Regions from separate parts of the Homo sapiens genome. Here region 2 is linked to region 1. The links are chromatin loops, found by intact Hi-C in ENCODE. Cell type or tissue: dorsolateral prefrontal cortex. All regions are shown on one strand. Each heading gives the region's core, and the rest is flanking DNA. Links, peaks and the distances in the headings are about the cores only.

Region 1 (2,898 bases), core at 121-2,620:
GGCTCACACCTGTAATCCCAGCACTTTGGGAGGCCAAGGCAGGTGGATCGTTTGTGCCCAGGAGTTCAAGGTCAGCCTGAGCAACATGGTGAAACCCCATCTCTGCAAAAACTAGCTAGACATGGTGGTGCACACCAGTAGTCCTAGCTACTTAGGTGGTTGAGGTGGGAGGATTGCTTGAGCCTGGGAGGTCAAGGCTGTAGTGAGGTGTGATCGTGCCACTGCACTCCAGTCTGGGTGACAGAGCAAGATCCTGTCTCAAAAAAAAAAAAAAAAAAAAATCCTAGCTTGGTGGGGCCTAGCCTGGAGCGGGCAGAGAAGGGGTATCTTGGCCGGGTGCAGTGGCTCATGCCTGTAATCCCAGCATTTTGGGAGGCTGAGGCGGGTGGATCACGAGGTCAAGAGATCAAGACCATCCTGGCCAACGTGGTGAAACCTCGTCTCTGTACTAAAAATACAAAAATTAGCTGGGCGTGGTGGTGCACGCCTGTAGTCCCAGCTACTTGGGAGACTGAAGCAGGAGAATCGGTTGAACCCAGGAGGTGGAGGTTGCAGTGAGCCAAGATCGCGTCAATGCATTCCAGCCTGGTGACAGGGCAAAACTCCATCTCAAAAAGTGAAAAAAGAAGGGGTATCTTGAGTATGAGAAGACCAAGCTGTCTTTGTTTCTACCTGAGACAGAACTGCAGTGGCTGGACTGCCTTTCATGGCAGCTAAATGAGGTAGATCATTTCATTGTTTTACGATGTCAGTATTGAGGGAGGATCAGTCTTATGCTAGGCACAGTGAATGGTCCAGATGAACATAAGATCTGATCCCTGCCTTATCATTTAATAGGGGCATAAGACCTATTTACAAATAACCCTTATGCAAGAACAGTGCTTGGTGCGAAAATATAAAGTCAAGATCCAGTACCATAGGAGGGGGATCATTTGCAGAAGTAGGGGAGCTGCCAGAAGTGTTCCCTGGCCCTACAGGTCAGAGCTGGCCCCAGAAATTGGGACCTATGTAATATGCTTTGCCAGGCTTCTTCACAAACCCCAAGTCATCAGCCAACCACAAATGTTTGTATAGTTTCCATGAGCCCAGGGTATGAGGACTCCTGATCTCAGTGATTTTGGCCTGCAAGCCCTGGCACTGGCTCCCAGAGATAGCACTGGGCCCTTATCTCTTCACACCTTCTTGAATTTGGGACTACCCAATCAACGTGACGCGTGTCGGCCATCAGTATTTAAGCCTGGAGTTCCTCACCAGACTCAAGTGGGTGCAGAATCCATGTCTTTCTGAACGACAGTTCTGCTGTGAGAAGCTGCCATTAGAGAGATCCAGCAGGCCCCAGGACTCAGCTGGCCAGCCGGTGACACTGCTCACTGCTCATTGTCCTCAGCTGTGGACCTCTGTCCCCCTCTGCTGGCCACTCACAGAATTTCCTGCTGGCACTGTCAAGATGAAGTCCAAGGAGGAAGAGACTGCTGTGAGTTTCCCATCTGTGCTTTATCTTGGGTGTTTTTGCCAGGGCAATGCTGGCAGAGACTGGGAAGCAGAAGCTAGTGCAGAAGTGGCCATTGGTGTCCAGGGCAGAGACTGGATTTCTGGGACAGGATCTCAGGGCAGAAGAATTCCCCTGGTGAGGCTGGCTGCTGTCAGCTTCCTCCAGGTGGTTATTGGAGTAGAGAAACTGCCTTGGAAGTGATGGTGCCTTAAGCCAACGGGCAGGGCAGCAGGGAGAGGAGGAGAGGACTCTGGCTGGAGCTGGCTGTGTTAGGATCTGCCAGGGAGCCCCCCTCCAGGCTCTAGTCTTTTTTGGCTTTGGAGAGCTCTTCGCTATCCTGGAAGGCTGGCTGGGAGGCTCACTTCCATTCCGAATCCATGAGACTGCTCTGTTTGTGAGAGGAGCTTCTGATCATGGGAGGCATTTCTGTGAGATGGGAGGGGTGAGGTGGAGTGCCTGTCTTCTGGGTGGTTGAAGGATGCAGGTGCACATGTCATGTGTCCTCGTGCACATCCCTTTCAACCCCCTTTGCCCCCCACCCCCACCCCTCCTCATTGATGCCTGTCACACCTGGGTGTCCTTATGCACACAACTCACAGTGGAACAGCTGGACTTGTGGAGGGGCATCTCATCAGAGCTCGGTCCTCCCGCGCTCGGTGATCCTCCCTGTCTCCTGCCAGATGGGAAGGAGCAGCCCGTGAGCCCCAGGGGAGGGGGAAATCTCCTAGAGCAATCCGCCCCTAATCCCCAGGCTGTGCCTCAGTCTGGAGATGGCGGCTGCAGAGTCTGGGAACTCAGGCACACCTGCTCGCAGCCCAGTGCTGCCCAGGGTCTGTGACCCCGGGGGCCTGACACAGTCCGCAGACAGCTGGGGCCTCAGAGCCCCGGGTACCTCATCGCCGGCACGGCTTCGGGAAACAGTGCCCACACAGGTGAGGCGTCTGGTGGGTGGAAGGAGAGAATTTCACCGGGCGGGGTGGAGTTGGGGGATGGGAAAAGGCCTGTTCTGCAGTTAGTCAGGTGGGCTGTGCTTACACTCCAGTCTCTCAGGGAGCTCTCCTCCAGGTATAGAGAACTGTTTGTGGGTGGGAGAAGGGAGGAGCCTTAGGCTGCCAAATGCTGGGAGAGCCCCTGGGGTTGGATGTGGGCGCCCTGTGCAGGAAGGCAGGTGAACCCTGGCAGAGATGCCTCCAGAAGCTGTGGCTATGTGGCACTTCAGCTGGGGCCCAGGCACCTTATTAAGTGGAGGGGTGTTCCTGGTTGTGGTCGCTTGTGTCTGTGAAGAAACAGTGACAGGAATGGGGACTGTGAAGGTCCAGTGAGTGCTGACCCCAGGGAGACAGTGGGAGAGGCCATAAGGAGTAAAATGTTTGGGTACTGAGAGTTTTTAGGGAATTCAGAGGATG
Region 2 (2,898 bases), core at 115-2,614, 190 kb before region 1:
GAGGTGGGAAGATCATGAGGTCAGGAGATCGAGACCATCCTGGCTAGCACGGTGAAATCCAGTCTCTACTAAAAATACAAAAAAAACTAGCCAGGTGTGGTGGCGGGTGCCTGTAGTCCCAGCTGCTCGGGAGGCTGAGGCAGGAGAATGGTGTGAACCCGGGAGGCAGAGCTTGCAGTGAGCCAAGATTGCCCCACTGCACTCCAGCCTAGGTGACAGAGCGAGACTCCGTCTCAAAAAAAAAAAAAAAAAAAGAAAAAAAAGAAAAGCATGTGGAAGGGGAATATATTAACCCATTAAAACTGATACCTCAGTCCGTTTTAGTGCACAGATTACTACTAACTAAAGTCCCTTTCAAAGTAGGGGCAAGGCCTGCCCTGTAGAGGCAACGGAAAAGAGAACCCGTAAAGACCCAGGTCACAGGCCACTGTGGCGGAGGGCAGACCCAGAGGCATGGTGACCGGTGCGGGAGAGGGCAGGCCAGCTTCAGGGTGCAGACCCCGCAGAAGCCCGGCTTCACTGGCTCCAGGGTTGTTGCAGGGGGGATGGGTAGAGCAGCCCTGCCTCTTGCCCCTTCCCTGCGTGTGCTCCGAGCCTACCTGGGAGAGGAGAGTGAGGATCAGCCAGAAGGCACCCTCTCTCCCTCTGTTCCTCCCAGGCCCAGCATCTCAGGAGGGCCTGAGAGTCTGGGTATGAGGAGCTGCGGGCACTGGAGGGGTAGGCCCAGCTCAGCCCACACCCTCTGGCTTTGTCTCTCCTGCCAGCCCTGTCCCCCGGATCAAGTGGCGCAAAGTGGACGGCTCCCTGTCCCCGCAGTGGACCACAGCTGAGCCCACCCTGCAGATCCCCAGCGTCAGCTTTGAGGATGAGGGCACCTACGAGTGTGAGGCGGAGAACTCCAAGGGCCGAGACACCGTGCAGGGCCGCATCATCGTGCAGGGTACAGAGCCAGGGACACCTTCTCCGCCCCTCCCGACCCCCCTTCCCGCCTTCACCCTTGTCCCCAAGGAAACAGACCCAAAAGTCAGGGAGGAGACTGGGAGGCCCCCTGCATGAGCCTGCTTGCCCTAGGACTGCACTGAGTCTGGGACCAGAGGAGGCTAGTGCTGTGGTCACCTCAGAGCTTCAGTCAGGGGTGCAGAAAGCACACAGGAGGCTCCAGAATGATTTAAGTTGCAAAAGCAGCCACTGGCACAGCCACAGAGTGCCAGCTTTCTTGTGCCTCCTTCTTCCGGCCCCCTCCTCTTTGTCCTCTCCATCTCAGAATGCTCATGGCGCCCTCTGCTGTCTGGCACAGGTGCTGCTGCCCTGATTTTCTGTTCCTTTTAATGAGCTGGAAGCTCCTCCTAGCTCATGCCAGGTTTTCTTTTCCGGGCTCCCACAGCTCAGCCTGAGTGGCTAAAAGTGATCTCGGACACAGAGGCTGACATTGGCTCCAACCTGCGTTGGGGCTGTGCAGCCGCCGGCAAGCCCCGGCCTACAGTGCGCTGGCTGCGGAACGGGGAGCCTCTGGCCTCCCAGGTAGGAGACATGGGGCTTCCCCCGACACATCACAACTGTCCTCTGCTCACTTGGTTCCCTCCCCCGCCCAGAACTTCCCCTGCACCACTAGTAGCCCCTCTGGGCTAATTAGGGTGTCAGAGGGTGGTCCTAGGACCACCTAAGGACTTCTTCCCATCCCAGTCCCATTGTCACAGGCTAGGCCTGGATCCAGGCACAGTTCAGCCACAAAAGAAGTGATGTGGTCCTGACTGGGTCACCTCACCCTTCCAGCTTTGGGGAGGCCTGGGTAATCTGCATCCTGAGGTTCCAGGCAGCCCTGAGGTAGGACTGGACATATAAGCCATATCCTCTAGGGATTATCAGCCTAGAGTCTCCACTGCTCCCACCCCTGCCAACCCCTCCTCCCTGTGGCTCCTGTGGTCCTGATCCCCCTGGGCTCTGGGCTCTTCTGCACAGAACCGGGTGGAGGTGTTGGCTGGGGACCTGCGGTTCTCCAAGCTGAGCCTGGAAGACTCGGGCATGTACCAGTGTGTGGCAGAGAATAAGCACGGTACCATCTACGCCAGCGCCGAGCTAGCCGTGCAAGGTAAGGGGCCCAGGGAGGCAGGGGACATCCCAAGGACATGCATATGGTGGCTTTCAGAGCTCTGAGTTTAGGTGTTTCCAAACACACATGCACATACCCTGTGGCCATTTTCCTTGGTTTTCCAACAGTTTCTAAGTAGGAGAACTCAGAGATTTAAGAAAGGAGATGAGACACAGGGTTGACAGCTGCCAGAGGGCAGGGTCTCTGACTTGTTCCATGTCTGGCACACAGTAAATGTTTGCTGCAGTGAGTGAAAAAAACAGAAACCAAATCAATCAGATTTGTGTAACCCAACCCTTTCAGCTATGTGAGCTTTGGCAAGTTACTTAGTGTTTCTGTGTTTCAGTTTCTTGATTATAAAATATAGGCAATAATAGTCCTGCCCTCCTGGGCTGCTGTATGGAACAAGTGAGATGAAAGAGGTACAGCATAAAGGGCCTGCCCACCATACAGCAGGTGCCCGGGAAATGTAAGCCAGTGCTAATATTTAGTTGTGTGACTTGAGCTCACTGAGCCTCAGTTTCCTCATCCATAAAATGGACACAGTGATACCCACCACATCAGGTTTTAGTGAAGCTTTGCTAAGAAGCATTCATTCGTTCCTTCATCCATTCAACCACTACTTACTCAACACTTCACAGGGATGAATATAAAAGATACGGTCTCTGCCTTTAAGTAGCTTACAATCCAGTAGAGGGAAAGGGACAAATAAACCCCAAATCAAACAATTAAATAATTTCAGCTAGCCATCAAATATAGTATAAAGAAAATCCAGGCAGGGTGCAGTGGCTCATGCCTGTGTAATCCCA

What was found. A loop is a pair of places that touch in the nucleus more often than their neighbours do. Peaks named below come from ENCODE experiments on the same cell type or tissue, not always from the same donor. Only the 100,000 strongest peaks of a DNase experiment are listed, where the experiment ranks them.
Region 2: it touches region 1 in a loop (2.5-fold over the local background); 27 of 110 quality-filtered maps call a loop at or near these places.

What each region holds. Positions count from the first base shown.
Region 1 is chr1:205,254,943-205,257,840 of GRCh38, forward strand. All of the region lies in intron 2 of TMCC2 (transmembrane and coiled-coil domain family 2), which reads left to right. Among named protein-coding and RNA genes, the nearest start is that of TMCC2-AS1, 19 kb to the left of the region's middle. RefSeq lists an enhancer at 2,391-2,898. In dorsolateral prefrontal cortex, for the core only: CTCF peaks have their summits at 1,413 (motif pointing left) and 1,615; a DNase peak (open chromatin) is centred at 1,379; H3K4me3 peaks cover 384 bases; H3K27ac peaks cover 2,500 bases.
Region 2 is chr1:205,060,481-205,063,378 of GRCh38, forward strand. It overlaps CNTN2 (contactin 2), which reads left to right. Exons shown (of 23, transcript NM_005076.5): 8 at 765-940; 9 at 1,385-1,521; 10 at 1,960-2,089. Among named protein-coding and RNA genes, the nearest start is that of CNTN2, 19 kb to the left of the region's middle. In dorsolateral prefrontal cortex, for the core only: CTCF peaks have their summits at 1,283 (motif pointing left) and 1,487; a DNase peak (open chromatin) is centred at 1,281; H3K4me3 peaks cover 712 bases; H3K27ac peaks cover 2,338 bases.